Regions from separate parts of the Homo sapiens genome. Here all the other regions are linked to region 1. The links are chromatin contacts, found by Hi-C or POLR2A ChIA-PET in ENCODE. All regions are on one chromosome and are shown on one strand. The core of a region is the stretch at or near the end of the contact, and the rest is flanking DNA. Distances in the headings are between cores, read along the strand shown. Region 1 has its middle 68 kb from the start of NEK7. Region 2 overlaps NEK7 (NIMA related kinase 7). Region 3 overlaps NEK7 (NIMA related kinase 7).

Region 1 (3,485 bases), core at 639-3,138:
TTAATGGCACTTACCGTGATATGTGCAAGAGTTTATTTTCTTCCATTTAGGATGAAAGAACTACCTGTATGATATTCAGGATACAATCCAGGTCCCAAAATGCCAACATTAGAGCAAGGGTGTAGTAAAAAATCTGTATCAGAGTAAAGTCATCAGATCAGTATAAGAAATATGGGTATCAGAATTTGAGGCTAAGCAAAAGTGACAGAAAAAGTGGTACCAGAAACACAACTTGCTTGAGCGACATTAGCTCATCCATTCATTCATTCACTTATTCATTCATTTAACACATATTTATGGATCACCTACACTGTGCAAGGTGCTTCCCTTCATGAAACTTTAATTGGGGGTATGTAGGACATGGTGGTAGAGGTAGACAACACTCAATCATTGTATTAGTCTGTTCTCACACTGCTATAAAGATACTACCCAAGACAGTAATTTATGAAAGAAAGAAGTTTAATTGACTCACAGTTTTGCATGGCTGGAGAGAACTCAGGAAACTTACAATCATGGCAGAAGGCAAACAAGAAGCAAGTACCTTCTTCATAAGGTGGCTGGAAAGAGAAAGAGTGAAAAAGAAACTGCCAAACACTTATAAAACCATTAGATCTCGTGAGAACTCACTCACTACCAAGAGGACAGCATGTGAGAAACCACCTCCATGATCCAATCACTTCCCACCAGATCCCTCCCTCAACACATGAGGATTATGGGGATTACAATTCAAGATGAGATTTGGGTGGGGACACAGAGCCAAACCCTATCAATCATATATCTTTTTATTTGATTAGAAATGTGATAGGAATAGTAGATAGTACATGGTGCTATATAAAATAGGAACGTAGGAGTTAAGAGAAGGCTGCCTTGAGGAAGCAACAACTAAGATAAACTTGAAGGGTAAACAGGAATTATTAGAACAAAATGCCCAAAAGCATGTGGTCTGGGTCACTTTCCAGCTGGAATCAGTACAACAGGAGGCCAGAGAGTAGGGAGGCATGGAAGGTTAGGTTAACACAGGACAGTGCAGAGTTCAAAGTCTTGGAAATCCAATAGGCAAAATTCAAATCCCTGGCTCACCTTTGTACTAGCCTCTCTGAGCCTTTGTTTCTTTAACTCTCATAAATAAATAATACATAGTAAAATACATACTGAATAATATCTACCTATCAATGGTGTTGGGAGAATTAATTTCACAATTTTTCTACTACTAAGTTATGATTTCATCCACATACCAAGCCACTAATAATCCAGAACTCCTTAGGGCTATTTTTGGAGTTTTTAATGACTTATGCCTTAGTGCTGAAATTGTGGTATTAATTTCCTGTGTAATCGGGACTTTCATTAATAATGTCCATATGAATTCCATAGCACTTTTGATTTTAATCTAAGCTTCATAATCTGGAAAATATTTATCTCCTGCATTTTAGGAAATAATCAAATATGAAAACAGAAGTGTTTTGGAAGAAATGAATTGACTTTGTCACTAGGGGGAGACCTACCCAGGTTTTGAAACTTGCCCCAACTTTCAGAGTGGAGAGAATTTTTTTCTGAGAAGTGATGGTGTAGGAAAAGGCACTGAAAAACTTAGCAGTCCTAGCAGGAGGACTGGAGAGGTTCTCTCTCTCTTTTTCTTTTAGTGGCTTTTCACTGTGTTGTACGTGGTGGAGAATAAACTTTAGGGGATGCGATTAACAACATGCCCAAATGCTGAGGCAGTCAGCATGTTTGAATAAATGGTTTGAACATGGTTCTCTAGGCTGAATTTCTGGCAGTGTAGAGGCTTGGAAGCATCACGCAGGGGCAAGACTTCAGAGGGGAACCAGGCAAAAGAGAACTGAGTGGCCTGACCTGGCAGCCATCTGAGAGGGTATGTAAGCTTGATAAGCACCATATTTTCTCAGTGAACTTTTCAGTAACCATAGTCTGTGTGTATGCATATAAGTACTTTTTTCCACTGCACATTTTTCTAAGTACATTCCTCTGTAATCTTGAATCATAAGTGCTTCTGAAGGAGTAGGAGTAGTTTATCTTGACCATTCTGTAGAAGGAAAAAGTCTAGGAATTGTAGGAGGGGAAATAGCTCTCAAAGGAAATGCTCTACAAATTAATTACCTGAGGAACTAACTCACAGAGGGGTGCACTGACACAGGCTGTTACAATTATATTCAGTTAATTATACTTTATCAAAAAGAGATTCAAGCATTAGAATTTTGTTAATAGCAAATGATTTATCTTCTTAGTTCTCTTCAATCTATCAGTACATATATTTTATTTTATAGAGGATACTTGGAATGAAACTATAGACTTTTATTTTAAAAATTAAGAATTAATATAAACATGAAGTTAATATAATTGGTCACAAGGCTGTTTTTAAAAATTGTTTCAAGTATACAGTGGATATTAAATGATTCTAATTATATAATTTATAAACATCATTATAAGAGGTTAAACCTCTTACCAAGTGTGAATTTATATTTAACAAGTTGGCTATTGCCTTACTAAGCATACTTTCTTAATATGAGTTCCATTAATATAAACGTCAGAAGATTCAAATTTCATTAGGTATGGTTGAATTAGGTATCTCTAGAAAACTAATAGAAATACCTTAAAATAGTATTTATTTCTGATTATAAAGATGAATGTATAGTAGTGAAATTTAAAATCATCTATAATCTCTTTACTCAGTGAGAAACACTATTGACATGTTGAGTTATTTTATTCTAGCCTTTATTCCACACAATTTTATTACAAAAATTAAATCATGCTATATACATATTTCAAATTTTGATAATTTCTTTTTCCCAAATAACAATGCTGTGTTGTCTCCATAATCTTTCCATTCTACAAATGAAATATATTTTAATGCTCTCCTTTTAAGCACAAAAGCACTATCTACTGTTTTTTAAACAACATATTTATTTAACCTTTTCTCTTGTCATTAGAAGTCTTCATAAATATCATTTTAAAGGTTACAAGATACTTTATGAGATAGATGAATCACAATTCATTCTACAGTTTTATTATTAGATATTTAGTTGTTTCCAATAAATAACCCTGATGAATGTCTCTATTTATAAAATTTTAGCCACATTTCACTGTATTTAATAAGGATCTCTCGCATTGAAACAAAAAACTCTCTTTGACTTTAGCAAGATCAGATTATTGTATTTTTAGGTAAAAACTATAAACCACAAATAGTAGAACTACTAAAAGTGTAAGAATTATGCTGATATAATAATGATATCTTTGAATATTAAATAACTCATCTCAGGGATTCAATATAGATGTTAGAAGTCCCACAAAATTCTACCACCTCAGTGATTAGGAGTGTCTTCATATTTAGGGATATATAATATAGAATAATTATTGCTCTCACTTAAAAGTACTTATATTGTGCTAAGCACACTGCTAAGTGTTTTCATTGACATGTGCTCTTTTAATCATTAAAGTAACCATATGAGATGTATATTTTATTATTACTT
Region 2 (3,273 bases), core at 757-3,256, 130 kb after region 1:
AACCTGTAGAATGGGAGAAAATATTTGCAAATTATGAACCCAACAAAGGACTGATATGCGGAATATACAAATAAATCAGCAAGAAAAAAATCCAATTAAAAGATTGGCAAAAAAAAAAAGCATGAATAGACATTTCTCAAAAGAAGATATACAAGTGGCCAACAAATATGAAAAAAATGCTCAACATCACTTATCATCAGGAAAATACAAATTAAAACCACAATGAGATACCACCTTACCCCAGCCAGAATGGCCCTTATTTAAAAAGTCAAAAAGCCATAGATTCTGGCATGGATATGGTGAAAAAGGAACACTTACACACTGCTGGTGGGAATGTAAAGTAGCACCACCTCTGTGGAAAACAATATGGAAATATTTCAAAGAACTCAAAGTTAATCCACTATTTGATCTAGTAATTCCACTGATGGGTGTCTACCCAAAGAAAAAGAAGTCACTGTATCAAAGAAACGCTTGCACGTGTATGTTTATTACAGCACAATTTATAATTGCAAAGAAATGGAATCAACCTAAGTACCCCTCAACTGATGAATGGATAAAGAAAATATTGGTGTGTGTGTGTATATATGTTTTATATATATCTATTAAATTTATGTATATTTTACATAAAAATGTTTATAATTTTCTATTTTTATATATAATTAATATATTAAAATATGTGTATATATATGTGTGTATGTTTGTGTGTGTATATATATATGTGTGTGTGTAGAATACTACTAAGCTGTAAAACGAATGAAATAATGTCTTCTGCAACAACTTGGATGGAATTGGAGGGCATTATTCTAAATGAAGTAAATGAGGAATCAAAAACCAAATACTGCATGTTCTTACTTATAATTGGGAGCTAAACTATGGGTACATAAAGGCATACAGTGTGAGTTAATGGACATTGGAGACTCAGAATGGGGAAGGGTGGGAGGGATGTGAGGGATGAAAAACTACTTTTTGGGTACAGTATATACTATTCCGGTGACAGGTGCATTAAAATCCTAGACTTCACCACTGTACACACATTTTAAAACATCATTATTGTATAAAATAAGTATATAGAATTTTTATTTGTCGATTAAAATAAGTTGAAGCAATTCAGGGTTTATATTTTTGGCAGGAATATCACAGAGGTGATGTTTTCTACTAAGTGCATTGTATTTGGAGGCACATATCTGCATGTCCCATTACTGGTGATGTTAACTTTTGATTATTTGGCTAATGTGATGACTGCCAGGCTCTCTACTATGAAATCACTCTTTTTCCCTTTGTAATTAATATGTGCTTTTTTGGGGCGGGGGGTGGGGTGGGAAATACTATGAGACACTGTAAACTTTGCTGCACTAATCATCCATTGATGATTCTTGCCTGAATCAGTTATTTCTGTGATGACTGGCAAATATTGATTTTTAAATCCCATTGTTCTTGCTTTATTAGGTGGCATTCTTTTGTAAGAAGTAGGTTCCCCCTTTTCACTATTTATTAATTTATATTGTTATTAACTCATAGGTTCTTACTTTATTCAATGGATTATAATTTGTTACTCTCAAATTGTACCAAATGTGGCCGATGGGAACCCATTCAAGCTGGCTTTTATGTCTTTTTGACATGTCCACATTGTTCTTTGAATACTACCTTGTCTTTGGCACAACAAAATGTTTCAGACTCAGCTTGTTCTTTCTCAGCCTGAGTCCTAGAACCAATCATCTCTCCAAAAAGCCCTAATTCCTTTAAATGGAGAAGGGCTTTAAACACCAAGATTGGTATTAGGTTAGTTTAATGTGTTTAACTATAAATGTTGAGACTGGGATACTAGAAACATTCATGGTTCTTTTCAAAGATCTGATAGTTATCCTAGTAGTTCTTAAAAACTCATTCATCATAACACAGAAATGTTAAGAATGAACTATCAACTCTAAGCACTTATTTTTTTGCATTGTCTGATATCGACATGTCACTTGCTTGATTATGGGAAGTACTGGATGACTCAGTTAAATGGAGGCAGGTGAGTGAGGTCAGGAATATTCCTGCTGAATGGTGACTTGGGGCCAAGAAAAATATTAGTTCTGGATTTGAGTGTTCAGACTCTGCCAAGTATCAGTCACCATCAAGTTTCCATGATACCCTTTCATTTTTTAGGTATCACATGTACATACAGCTCAGTCAATAATTTTCCTTTGGATGGGAGTAGTGTTGCTACTTAAATATGATTGATCCTCTTTTTTTGTTATTTATGAGCTGTAGTTGTAATCAATGAAATGTCTTATTAATATTCTCAGAATATTTAAATGGTACATGTAACTAGAAGGAATATTGAGTTTTTGAATAACCTTGAAGATTGAAAAGACACTTTATTTCAGGAAAAGGAAACTATTAATAAGCTTGGACGAATATGCTTCAACTCTAGAATTCTGAAAAAAATCAGAAAACTAAAAACTTCTGAAGCTCTATTTGAAATCTCTCTTCAAATTGGTAAGCACATATTTTGATATTTAAGATTTCATACTGTGTCAATAATTCATTTTAGGGAAACTTTGATAGCATCATGGAATTATTACTTGGAAGCATAAAGAGGAAGTCTATTTAAATAATCTTTGGAAACATAAAGAGGAAGTCCGTTTGAACAACTAGAATCTATGGATATTCTTGGTTAAATTGGATTTACGTTACATTTTAAATTAAAAGTTGAGTTTGAAAGATTATGAGATTGACCAGTCTTTAAATCTTTCTTCATTAAGTATATATAGAATGAAGTATTTTTCTTTGGTTTAACATTCTTTAATATAATTAATTTTTTTTCTGCCTAAAGACCAATTATAAAGTTTTTTTGACAAAAATTATGATCACAGGTAAAATGCACCAATGATTTTTCTTAAAAACATATTTTTAAGCCTCATTAAAAAAACTTTTATATTACACGTTTTAAAACTATATAATTGGCCAAGAATCAGATTAATGTTTTGAAATGTATATTGGTTTATTTTAGGTCAATTTCTGCAAAATAAATTTTCAAAGATTAAATGCACTGAAGATGTCTACAGATGTAGATTAAAGCTTCTTATTTTGATTAAGATTTTAGCTAAGGTAAATATGTTAGCTGTAGTTTTTCAATTCAAATGATATTTAGGGAAAAGTGTATACTTAGCATGATTTAATTTGCTGATAATTATCTTAGGATTTTAGCTTTAGAAAAATTAACTTATTAAATATGGGAACTAGGAAAGGCATTATTTTCATTTAGGGAACTGTGTTATAATGTTATTT
Region 3 (3,153 bases), core at 341-2,840, 160 kb after region 1:
GAGTTCTAGTTTGATTGCCCTGTGGTCTGAGAGACAGTTTGTTATAATTTCTGATCTTTTACATTTGTTGAGGAGAGCTTTACTTCCACCTATGTGGTCAATTTTGGAATAGGTGTGGTGTGGTGCTGAAAAAAATGTATATTCTGTTGATTTAGGTTGGAGAGTTCTGTAGATGTCTATTAGGTCTGCTTGGTGCAGAGCTGAGTTCAATTCCTGGGTATCCTTTGCAAGGAGTTCTTATCTAAAAGTTCAGACTCTTCATCCCTATGTTGTATCCTTCTTCCTTAATTAACTTCCTTTTTAGGCTTTCCTATCTCACATACTATATATATATATATATATATATATATATATATATATATAAAAAGTACATATATACACATATATATGTATGTTTATATATTTATTAAAACATGTATATGTATGTTTTATATATTAAAACATATATGTATGTTTATATATTAAAACATATGTATGTTTATGTATTAAAACATGTATGTATGTTTACATATTTATTAAAACATGTATGTATGTTTTATATATTTATTAAAACACACATATATATATATGTATGTTTTAATGTATTCCTTGTTTATTCCCCTCACTAGAATGTAAGTTCCTCAGGTACAGGGATTATTGTCTCTCTAGTCTGCTACTGTATCGTCAGTGTGTAGGACAGTGCCTGGCATAAGTTCAGTAAATATTTGTTGTTGAGTGAATGGATGTCTGCAAACTTACCCTATGTGTCACCTACATATATGAAAATGATCAGTGATTGTGTGTATTGCGTGTATATTGTGTGATTGAAAATTTTTCTGACATTTTTAATTACAGAAGGCCTTACGACCGGATATGGGCTATAATACATTAGCCAACTTTCGAATAGAAAAGAAAATTGGTCGCGGACAATTTAGTGAAGTTTATAGAGCAGCCTGTCTCTTGGATGGAGTACCAGTAGCTTTAAAAAAAGTGCAGGTAAGATGACTTTAATTATATAAATCAATGTAAAATTATACTATGTGAATTATAGATGAGAAAAGTATATCCTGAATGATTGGGTACTGATAGCCTTAAGTTGAGAATGCTGGGAAAGATTGAACGTTGTATTTTAAAAGCCAGAAACAAGTGTAGTATGGAGTGGAAATATTAGTTTTAACACTATTTCTAGGCTTTAAAAATTTAGCTCGTATTGAACCTCAAAAAGCTTTCACAACTCTAGATTTTAAGAGGCAGATTTGAGTCATCACCATTACTTCTACCTGGACATTTAACTAGATGTTGAATACTCACTGAAGTTCTACAGCTATAGGCACTGTAGTCAGAAACTAGAGTCACAAAATGTACTGCCCGAAGTTAGTAAATGGCAGTTAAACTATACCAGCAAAAAAATGAAAGGAAAATGAAGTGAACTTTATTTACTTGGAAATAAAAACGAGGCAGATAAAATTAGAACATTGATACCTAACTTTAAAATCTCTTATTGTATTTGTGTCATTCTGGAATCAGATTTGCTCTCTAATCCAGACCCTTTCCTGTCTTCTCGAATTCATTTATCTTGCTCCAGCTCCTCTTTCCAAGTCCTGCCCTAACCCTGGAGTTGCAGTCCAACTGAGCTACCCTGGAATGCTCACTTGCCAGAGCCCTGAGTGTTTCACTTGCCCTAATGAGGTCCTCTGGCCTAGAAAGTACTTGTCTTTCTGCCTTCCAGTGTGTATGACATCAAACAGTAAATCACACAGTGAATCATACACTTTTACTTCCCTTTTTCAATTATGGTAATAGTTATTCTTCACCTGTGCTACAGACTATTTTGCTTTGCAACTCTTTTATCTTTTTTCTGCAGATACCTGTGAAATCTAAATGTCTTTTTTTTTTTAAACTTCTTAAGATGATTAGTATACTTGTGACAGCCAATATAGAGATGAACAGTTTTAATTTACATTTAAAAATGAAACTAATGATTTATAAAAGGTTTTATCTGGTATATGTGTTAGATGTAAACAATAATAGAGATACCCGCATATCCACAAGGCAGCTTAAGAAATAAACATTAAAAATATTTTCGACATGTGTGTGCTACTCCCTTCCCTCAGAGATAACCATATCCTGAATGTAATGTTTATCATTCCTTTGTTTTTCTTTATTGTTTTTCCTACATTGGTATGAATTTCTAAAATAGTCTATTGTTTACTTTTGCATTTTTTTAAACTTTACATAAATGAAGCATGTTTTATATATGTATTACACGCACACACACTCACACAGCTTGCTTTTTTCACATAGCTTCGTGTTTGAGCAATTAGTCCGTGTTGGTGCATGTGCTGTAGTTTATCCTTTTTGCTACTGTATAATATTCACTTGTTCTTGTTGATTGTTGTTTAAGTTGTTTACAGTTATTTGCTATTACAAACAATGCTTCTCTGATATTCTCATGTCTTTCCTAGTTTACACATACAAGAATTTCTCTCTTGTTTGTGCTTAAGAGTGGAAATGACTGCATCCCACAGGGGATGCATGTGTACTGCAAGTTAATGCCAAGTTGCTTTCCAAAGTTGCACTGGTGTAAGTTTTCGCCAGCAGCATATAAGAATTGCAGTCTTCTCTGTTTTAATATGCCACTCAGAGCTTAAGAAAACACAATATGGGATGTAGTTATTAGTGTTTATGAAAGAGATTACTTTTGGAACGATTATTCCCTTACAAAAGAACTCTGATTCATTTTTAAAATGGATTAAATTTCTACTGTGATCTCTGAGCACCCAGGGAAATAAAAAAGAAACTAGTGGTATTATTCCTGCCCTCCAGGGGAACAAGAGTCTATCTAGAACAGTTTAATGTTAAACCCTGTGGCATGGGTTCCTGATTTAAATAAGAGTTCACAGAATGGAGATGTCAATTTGAGCTGTTGGAATTGGTGGAATTGGAACTTAAGCCAGGCTATAAATATGAGCCCAGATTGTGGTGAGCATTGGAGCCAGACAGAGGAATTTGAACCGTAGGCAATTGAGGATGCATTGTGGACTCTCAAGTAGAGTAACAATCTTCAAAATCCATTATTTTCAAAGTAAAATTACAAGCTCAACATACAGAATAGAATGGAGAGAACATAGCTGCCAATCTGCCACAGATTGTCAAGATGGGAGGTTGGATGGA

Evidence for each region. A loop is a pair of places that touch in the nucleus more often than their neighbours do. ChIA-PET counts read pairs that join two places held with the same protein, here RNA polymerase II (POLR2A). Pooled maps may share reads with other maps.
Region 2: a loop to region 1 is called in a map of endothelial cell of umbilical vein, with 4 times the contacts of the local background. The contact joins two enhancer-like sites. A Hi-C loop is called at or near these places in 1 of 168 maps with a recorded cell type or tissue (endothelial cell of umbilical vein) and 3 of 50 pooled maps. POLR2A ChIA-PET finds 5 or more read pairs at or near these places in 2 of 52 experiments (RWPE1 and activated T-cell).
Region 3: a loop to region 1 is called in a map of CD4-positive, alpha-beta T cell, with 15 times the contacts of the local background. The contact joins two enhancer-like sites. A Hi-C loop is called at or near these places in 8 of 168 maps with a recorded cell type or tissue (CD4-positive, alpha-beta T cell, CD8-positive, alpha-beta T cell, MCF 10A and 5 more), 1 of 37 single-sample maps with no recorded cell type and 12 of 50 pooled maps. POLR2A ChIA-PET finds 5 or more read pairs at or near these places in 1 of 52 experiments (OCI-LY7).

The regions. Positions count from the first base shown.
Region 1 is chr1:198,087,028-198,090,512 of GRCh38, forward strand. No RefSeq gene overlaps it. Among named protein-coding and RNA genes, the nearest start is that of NEK7, 68 kb to the right of the region's middle. Within about 2 kb of position 1,889, at least 3 of the 41 ENCODE cell types and tissues checked have a DNase peak (open chromatin) inside an H3K27ac peak, as active enhancers do.
Region 2 is chr1:198,218,630-198,221,902 of GRCh38, forward strand. The region is part of intron 1 of NEK7 (NIMA related kinase 7); the gene reads left to right. Among named protein-coding and RNA genes, the nearest start is that of NEK7, 63 kb to the left of the region's middle. Within about 2 kb of position 2,007, at least 3 of the 41 ENCODE cell types and tissues checked have a DNase peak (open chromatin) inside an H3K27ac peak, as active enhancers do.
Region 3 is chr1:198,252,206-198,255,358 of GRCh38, forward strand. NEK7 (NIMA related kinase 7) reads left to right here. Exons shown (of 10, transcript NM_133494.3): 3 at 835-975. Among named protein-coding and RNA genes, the nearest start is that of NEK7, 97 kb to the left of the region's middle. Within about 2 kb of position 1,591, at least 4 of the 41 ENCODE cell types and tissues checked have a DNase peak (open chromatin) inside an H3K27ac peak, as active enhancers do.